Linked DNA regions of Homo sapiens: region 1 is linked to region 2. The links are chromatin contacts, found by Hi-C or POLR2A ChIA-PET in ENCODE. All regions are on one chromosome and are shown on one strand. Each heading gives the region's core, a stretch centred on a gene start or an enhancer-like site at or near the end of the contact. The rest is flanking DNA. Distances are from core to core; before and after follow the strand shown.

Evidence for each region. A loop is a pair of places that touch in the nucleus more often than their neighbours do. ChIA-PET counts read pairs that join two places held with the same protein, here RNA polymerase II (POLR2A). Pooled maps may share reads with other maps.
Region 1: a map of PC-3 shows a loop between it and region 2 (4-fold over the local background). The contact joins the promoter of SAMD8 here to the enhancer-like site in region 2. A Hi-C loop is called at or near these places in 2 of 168 maps with a recorded cell type or tissue (PC-3 and mammary epithelial cell), 3 of 37 single-sample maps with no recorded cell type and 5 of 50 pooled maps. POLR2A ChIA-PET finds 5 or more read pairs at or near these places in 3 of 52 experiments (H1, activated T-cell and naive thymus-derived CD4-positive, alpha-beta T cell).

Annotation. Positions count from the first base shown.
Region 1 is chr10:75,110,012-75,113,855 of GRCh38, reverse strand. SAMD8 (sterile alpha motif domain containing 8) reads right to left here and starts at 2,200. Exons shown (of 6, transcript NM_001174156.2): 1 at 2,134-2,200. RefSeq lists enhancers at 1,492-2,440, 2,441-3,390 and a silencer at 2,114-2,453.
Region 2 is chr10:74,751,794-74,755,650 of GRCh38, reverse strand. It overlaps LOC124902459 (a long non-coding RNA gene), which reads right to left. Exons shown (of 2, transcript XR_007062201.1): 2 at 1,835-2,547. Among named protein-coding and RNA genes, the nearest start is that of KAT6B, 73 kb to the left of the region's middle. RefSeq lists an enhancer at 728-2,248. Within about 2 kb of position 1,935, at least 2 of the 41 ENCODE cell types and tissues checked have a DNase peak (open chromatin) inside an H3K27ac peak, as active enhancers do; they include PC-3, where a contact is called at or near this core.

The DNA of each region.
Region 1 (3,844 bases), core at 951-3,450, 360 kb before region 2:
ATTCACAACTAAGTATGAAGATAAGGTCTCCAGAGGATCTCACTCTAAAGATAAAACCAACAAACAGTAATATTACATAAACTTCAACTGAAGATAATTTGTATTAAGTTAAAGAAAAGGGAATTAATACTTTAACAATCTCAGCATTTTTAGCTAAGAATTCACATATCCTTTGAAGAAACAATTACTATTCCACTGTGCATCTGAGGGTATGTCACATAGCCCATACACATAAACTAATTTAAAAGCTGTTGCAAATCAAATTATCATCTCATGAAGATTAAACAGTAGATATCCATTTAGATTTAATCAAGCATTTAGAAAACGCTTGATGCTAACAAAAATTAGCCAGCCATGGTGGCGCCCACCTGCAGTCCCAGCTACTCCCAGCTACTTGGGAGGCTGAGGTGGGAGGATCACTTAAGCCTGGGCAACACAGCGAATCTCTGTCTCAAAAAAAAAAAAGAAAGGAAAGAAAAGAAAAGAAGGAAGAGAAAAGAAATGGCCAACAACTTTACAAACCTATAATCACATAAAAAGTTGTAAAACATATGAGACATGTGGCTAAAGTCAAAGACTTCATGGAACCATGTTATGACTTAACAATCACAAAAGGAAGTCAATTTATCTCTACTAAAGTGAATATAAATATTGCAATCATTCTTTTTCTGGCATAATTATGTTTTGGAACTATGTCTTCTATAAAAAGCATCTGTATACCCACCTGTCCCAGTTGTGTTGGCTGCCAACTACAAGCATCCTCTGTCCTTATTTTTCCAAATCACTCTACTAAAAATACTATTCACACAATACCTGCAAAATAGTATTTCAATATTGGTTTTGCCAATCAGTCAAAGGTACCTCTCCAATTTTCAAGAGATAAGTCCAATCCTGGGGTTATCAGTGAGAGGAAGATTTGGTATTGCGCCTAGACTGTGGCAAGTTCACTGTGCCCCCTTCACCCAGAAACTTGCATTGACCATACATTTACTATGTGGCAAATACATGTGTCAACTTAAAACTTTGAAAGTGGAACCAGTCCATGTTGAGTATCTGTAAAATCCAAGTGTCCAAATTCTTGTTTCAAGTTTAATTTTTAAAATCTGAGTATCCAAAGTCTTGTTTCAAGTTTTTAAAACTTAAAGGTAATATAGTAAATTTTTAGGATCTTAACATGTCTGGTATTTAAACTTAGCTACGAAAAAATTACAATGAAAAAAAGGACACCATTACTGTCAATAAATCCAAATGATATCTTCATTTTCAGAATCACGTCTTCCACTACCTTCTTCAAACATCACTTCCTCTCCACTACTTCCCCCAGTCCTTTAGGCAAATCAGTGATTCACACCGCCCCTTCCACCCAAGATTCTTAAAATGATCCACTGTGCACGAACGAGAAAGCCCCACGATCCAAGTACATTGCCCTAGTGATCTTTGATGTTTTAAAAGGCACCTGTAAAAATGCCAAAGCCCAAAATTAGATCCCCAAGGGCTCCTTTTCTTTCTTGACCACACTTCTCTTTTTCAGTGCCTCCCTCACCCCTTGAGGCCAGACGATTTCCCATCCAACAGCCCTCCTCCTTCTAGTCAAACCTAAATCCTGCCCTCCATCACCACCAGCCCCACCCGGGGTGGGAGGCGGATAAGAGGGCTCCGTAAGAGGAGAACCCCATGAGAGGGCTCCAGTCCCAGCCCCGATCGCCCTCCCTCGCCCTGGGAAGGGAACACCGGCCCAGGTCTTGCTCCTCTGACTCCTCATCCCCGCTGCCAAACCCAGAGCATCTCTTCTTCCGGGTCCACATTCCCGCAGGACCTTCGATCTTTTTCCCCCACTGCGCAGCTTTCAAAAGCCCCCAAGCTCTGGGCTCTTCAAGCCTCCCCCTCTCGCTCTCTCCCTCTCGTTCCTCGGCCTCCACTTATCCCTCAGCCTTCAGGCCCTCAGTTCGACAACCTCCATTTGCTTCAGATTCCATTCCAGAGCTGACTATCCCGGTTCCCTCAACCGTCTCCCCGGGGCCCCTCCAGGTCGCGGTCCCTCGGCAGCCCCCGGCTCCATCCCAGACTCCCCACTCACCCTTGGCAGCAGGCGCCCCCCAAGCTCCCCTCTCCTCAGCCTCAGCTCCCGCTCACCTCCGCGGTCCGAGTCGGGCTCCCCGGACCCACCTCCGAGTCGGCGTCCGAGCCGCCGTCGGAGTCCGGGGCCCTCCCCGCCTCGCCGGAGTGAAGCGCCTCAAGCGGCGGGGGCGGAGCCCGGGGCGGGGAGCCGGAGTGGAGGCGGGGGCGGTGGCGACTGCGCGCAGGCATCGTCCCGGCCGCCGTCACCGCCGCGCCGGCAGCTGCTCGGAGCCGAACCGGAACTGCTTCGGGAGGCGGGGCCCTACCGGCCGGGGACGGGGTTCTACCGGCAGGGGGCGGGGCCCACACTGGAAAAGACGCGAGGCTCCAGATGGGCCCGAGAGGAGAACCGAGATGCTGCCGCGGAGGAGCCCGAGGGCGCATGCGTCATGCCGGAGGCCAAAGCGACAGGAGGAAGCGGGGCTAGCGGAGCCGGGGCGGGGCCTGTGGGATCAGTAAATGGGGTTAGGGCCTAGAAGGAGGTAATCCGAATTCCTCTGGAGAGAGCCAGCTCTTCTCCAATAGCCAGCCCCCAATGATCATTGTTATAATTTATTGCCCATTTACTCTTTGACAGTGTCTATGCCAAACGCCATATAAACATCTCATTTAATCCTTGTGCTAAGGCCGGGAGCGGAGGCTCACGTCTGTAATCCCAGCACTTTGGGAGGCTGAGGCGGGATCACCTGAGGTCAGGAGTTCGAGACCAGCCTGGCCAGCATGGGGAAACCTCGTCTGTACTAAAAATACAAAAATTAGCCGGGCGTGGTGGTGCATACCTGTAATCCCAGCTACTCGGGAGGCTGAGGCAGGAGAATCGCTTGAACCCGGGAAATGGAGGTTGCAATGAGCCGAGATCACGCCATGGCACTCCAGCCTGGGCGACAAGAGCAAACTCCATCTCAAAAAAAAAATCCTAGTGCTAATTCTGCAAGGGGGATCCTATAGCACAGAAAAGTAAAGAAACATACTGCCTGACATATTGCAAACTGATATTCCAACCCAAATCTCTCTAACATCAGATCCTGTATTTTCCTCACTCCACCATGCTGCACCACCCTGAGGGAAGGTCTCCTCCCAAGCCAGGTCTAGCATTGGCATAAACCAAGTCCAAACCCAGCTGTAACCTGGACACGAGCCCCTCCTTGGTCTTGCCTCCCCACACAGTGCCGGGCCGACTTCAATGGTTCTGAATGGGATAGACATGAGTGTAGACTGCTTCCATGGGATGCCCTGGTGTGGCCTTTCCCTTCAAACTGGTCTTAAGGCCAAGGGCAGCTGGGAACCTCCCCACTGCAGCTCATACCCTTCCCAGCTCCATTAGGGCCACTGAGAAGTCACATGAGAGAGGGTGAGACATCTCATCTCTCTTGCTGATAACCAGCTCTGGCAGAAGGACAGGTTGACCTTTCTCAGTTTCTATTTTGGGACCCAAAGCCCTTATAGGCAGAGGAATCTCCCTCCCACTGTTTCTGATGACAGTTAGCCCCTTTGGCTCTCAAAGTCTAGGGCAACACTCACCTCCCGTCTCCCCATTTGACATACAAGGCCCTCTTCAGCCTTCTCTTCTGAGAAGTTAGCCATCTTCACTACAGGACCATTGTTCAAACCTTGCCCCATTGGCCCGGCACGGCGGCTCACACCTGTAATCCCAGTACTTTGGGAGGCCGAGGCAGGCTGATCACTTGAGGTAGGAGTTCAAGACCAGTCAGACCAACATGGCAAA
Region 2 (3,857 bases), core at 686-3,185:
GCACGTGGGGACCATTTTACACAGCACCATCCCCAAGAAAAAGGACAAAAATATGAAAAACCTGGCACTAAATGGACTGTGAAAAGGACATTTCTTCACAAAATGACAGTTGAAACAGGAAGTCAGAGCGTTGCCTTGTTCAGCCTCTGCTAGAAATGTGCTTGTCGGTTGACTCAAATTTTTTGCCGCTCTGTGCATGTTGGTGAATATCTGCAAAAGGACTGTGGGTCGGGCGCAGTGATTCATGCCTATAATCTCAGCACTCTGAGAGGCCGAGGCGAGAGGATTGATTGAGGCCAGGGGTTCAAGACCAGCCTGGTCAATGTAGTAAGATTACATCTCCACAAAAAATAAAAAACTAGCTGGGCCTGTTGGCATAAGCCTGTAATCCCTGCTTCTCCAGAGGCTGATGAGGTAGAATCCCTTGAGCTCAGGAGTTTGAGGCTGCAGTGAGCTATGACTGCATCACTGCACTCCAGCCTGGGACACAGAGCAAGACCCTGTCTGAACAAATTAAAATAAATAAATAAATAGGGCATGGTGGCTTATGCCTGTAATCCCAACACTGTGGGAGGCTGAGGCAGGAGGATTATTTAAGCCCTGGAGTCTGAGACTAGCTTGGACAATGTAGTGAGACCTCTACTCTATAAAACATAAAAATAAAAAATAAAATAAATAATAGCCAGTTTGAAAAATGCTTACCCAGTAAGGGAATTATTATCTTATCTCACACAATTTTGGGGGTTATCGTCTCATATTATTTTTGAGGTTGCCTCATTGACTTGCACTGCTTGAGGTTGCAAAACTACTGAAGAAGTGGGCTACTGGTAGGATTCTTGCTGGTGACGCTGACAGGCTGCTGGGAATCAGTGTGTACGGGAGCTGGCTGTGCAATCTCTTCCCAGCTCTACATTCTGGGCCTACCTTCTGGGTAGTTTGAAATTGGCCATGGTGGGTGTATTTACACCACAGAAATCTGCAAATGCCTCAAGTCAGGGCTTTTTCTTGGAAGAACTGGTGGTTAAACCGTAACCAGCACGCCATTGCCGTGAGCTCTATTTATAGATGCTGAATCAATGACTTCATAACCCAAGAAAGGAACGCTCATACAGCCAGAGACCCTTCTAACCTCTCCTTGCACGAGTCTTCATGCCTTATATCACTTGTTTGGATACTGCATTTCTTCGGCTCTTAAGATATGTAACCCCAGCTCTAAAAGCTTAAATTTGATGGCTTCCTGCATGCTTCCTAGGACCACACAACTATTACAGCTATAGAAATAAAATCTGACTGAGTCTGGGCCCTCTAAGCTTTGTTCAGTGACCTGAAGGTCACTCCATGTTCCACAGCCCCTACCCCCAACCTCCAAGCTAGCACGCATCCCCCTGCAGCACCCAGAGCCGGGTCCTCATGTAAACTTTCATCACCTCTTTTTTTCTGTTTAGGGTCCAGACAAGGGTTTCTTTTGCAGACAAGTCCCCTGGCCTCCCAGCCTGGGGTGCAGGCACCCGTCTGCCCCGCCTGCAGGTCTCCTTGAGCCGGGTAAGTCACTGCAGCCCGTTCCTTCAACACCTGGCAGCAGCATGCGGACAAAGAACTCATGCTGTTGTGCTGAGCCTGGTGATTCAGGCTGTAAAACTGCAGGCCAAGTTGTTAAACCCAGATTCAGGTAGACAGCCAAGCAGGGCCAAGGCTGCCCTGCATCTGGGTTTTGGCAGACAGAGCAGTTTCCCCATCTGTGGGGGCCTTGGTGTGGCCTTTCCCTCCAGGAGGCAATGTCGGTATAATTTATTGGGCCATAATTGTTGAAAGGAGCAGTCCTTCAGGCCATTCATTCAGGCCAAAAATATTTCTTTATTGAGCGTTCCCAGTGTTCTCAGCCTTGTGCTATGTGGTGGGGGTGGGGTGTGTGTGTTGGGGAAGTCACGAAAGAGACCAAATCCCACTCGTTCTGCAGCAACGGAGTGGCAATGGCAAGCAGGGCTTGCTACACACCCCGCGCAGAGGCGGCAAGTCCTGCTGGAGAGTCTCAAAGGAAGAGCTCCTCCAGTGGCCTTGAATTTTGCCAGGTTTTGCAGGACGAGTGGGATTTAGTCCATGAAGAGTCCGGCAAGGGCACCGCCCCTGGGGAATCAAAGCACAGGATGGGTGGGGAAGGGCCCAGGCTCGCCCAGGGAGTGGTGAGTCCTATGTGTGGACAGGCAGGGCCCTGGAGAAGGTCTCCTGAGAGACAAGCTGGAGATGTGGCACGGCCACCTGGGAGAGGACTCTTCAATGACAGGATAGAGTTTGGACTTTGTTCTGTAAGATACAAGGGACCTCACTGAAAGTTTTTGAGGAGAGGAGTGGCATGACCCGCTCCATGTCACACGAAGGCAAGCTGGTGTTTCCACTCTCAACGCGAGAGGAGTTTTCTCCAAGAGGAGCATAGCGATGTGCTGCCGATATCAGGCCGGGGGGTGTGAATGAAGGAAGAGGGTTGGGTGTGTGTTCAAGAGCATCTCTTTTGTACTCACCGGGTTGTTTCCATTGTCCTGCTGCCACCATCTGTAGGAGATGTCAGAGATAACAGTGTGATTCCTAATAATCATTGTAGCAATGATAATAGTAACCACAAAAATAATCAGTATAGGTGAATTGTATTAAGTAATCTCTATGTGCTAGGCCCTGAGCTAAATACACCACATGAATGATTGTGTAAAATACTTACGTCAACCCTATGAAGTAGACATTATTATTTTCCCCATTTTACAGATGAGAAAAACCAAAGCACAGAGAAGTAAGTGCACTTGTGCAATGTCACACAGCCAGGGAATGGAAAAGGGAAGGCAACAACCCAGCATTGTCTGACTCCAGAGCCTGAGCTCTGTTCCCCTCCACTATAGCCCTTTCTGAGATGCAGCACTTCCTCTAGAAAGCACTCTCCAGTGTATCTGGGCAGGATGGGCAGTGGGAGGCTGGATGTCAACCTGGGGAGGTGGTTTAGTAAGGGGTTGGAGGACTGTGTCCAGAGGGTGCTGAAGAAGCCCTTGGGCTTGTCCACCCAGCCCTGGGGTTCCACTTACGTTACTTCCTTGGCTTCTACAGGTATTTGATGTTGAGACCCTATCAACACATGCTTCCCTGGCCAGGCACGGTGGCTCACGCCTGTAACCCCAGCATGCTGGGAGGCTGAGGCAGGCAGATCACCTGAGGTCAGAAGTTCGAGATCAGCCTGGCCAACATAGTGAAACCCCATCTCTACTAAAACTACAAAAATTAGCCGGGCATTGTGGCAGGTGCCTGTAATCCCAGCTACTTGGGAGGCTGTGGCAGGAGAATTGCTTGAGCCTGGAGACGGAGGTTGCAGTGGGCTGAGATTGCACCATTGCACTTCAGCCTGGGTGACAGAGCGAGACTCTGTCTCAAAACAAAAATAAAGCAAAACACATGCTTCCCTGACTACTCACAGGTGAAGTGAAGGTGGGAGGGATAAAGCAGATGGATCACAGCAACAAGACCCAGGAAGATCCGGTCAATTGATGAGCATCTAGTGAAAGTTTAATAGGAATAATGCAAAATCTTGTAATGGTCCATGAAATCACCACACTGTACTAGTGTGGACACAGGGGTACGGCTTAATACTAATGTGATGCCAAAAAAAAAAAAGAAAAAAGAAAAGGAAACAAACACTTAACTTTTGGTTGATGAAAATCTCAATATGAATCAACAGTGTTATATGAATATCAAAAAAAAGCTGTGACTGGCACTTTGGGAGGCCGAGGTGGGAGGACACATGAGGTCAGGAGTTCGAGGCCAGCCCGGCCAACATGGTGAAACCCTGTCTCTACTAAAAATACAAAAATTAGCCAGGCATG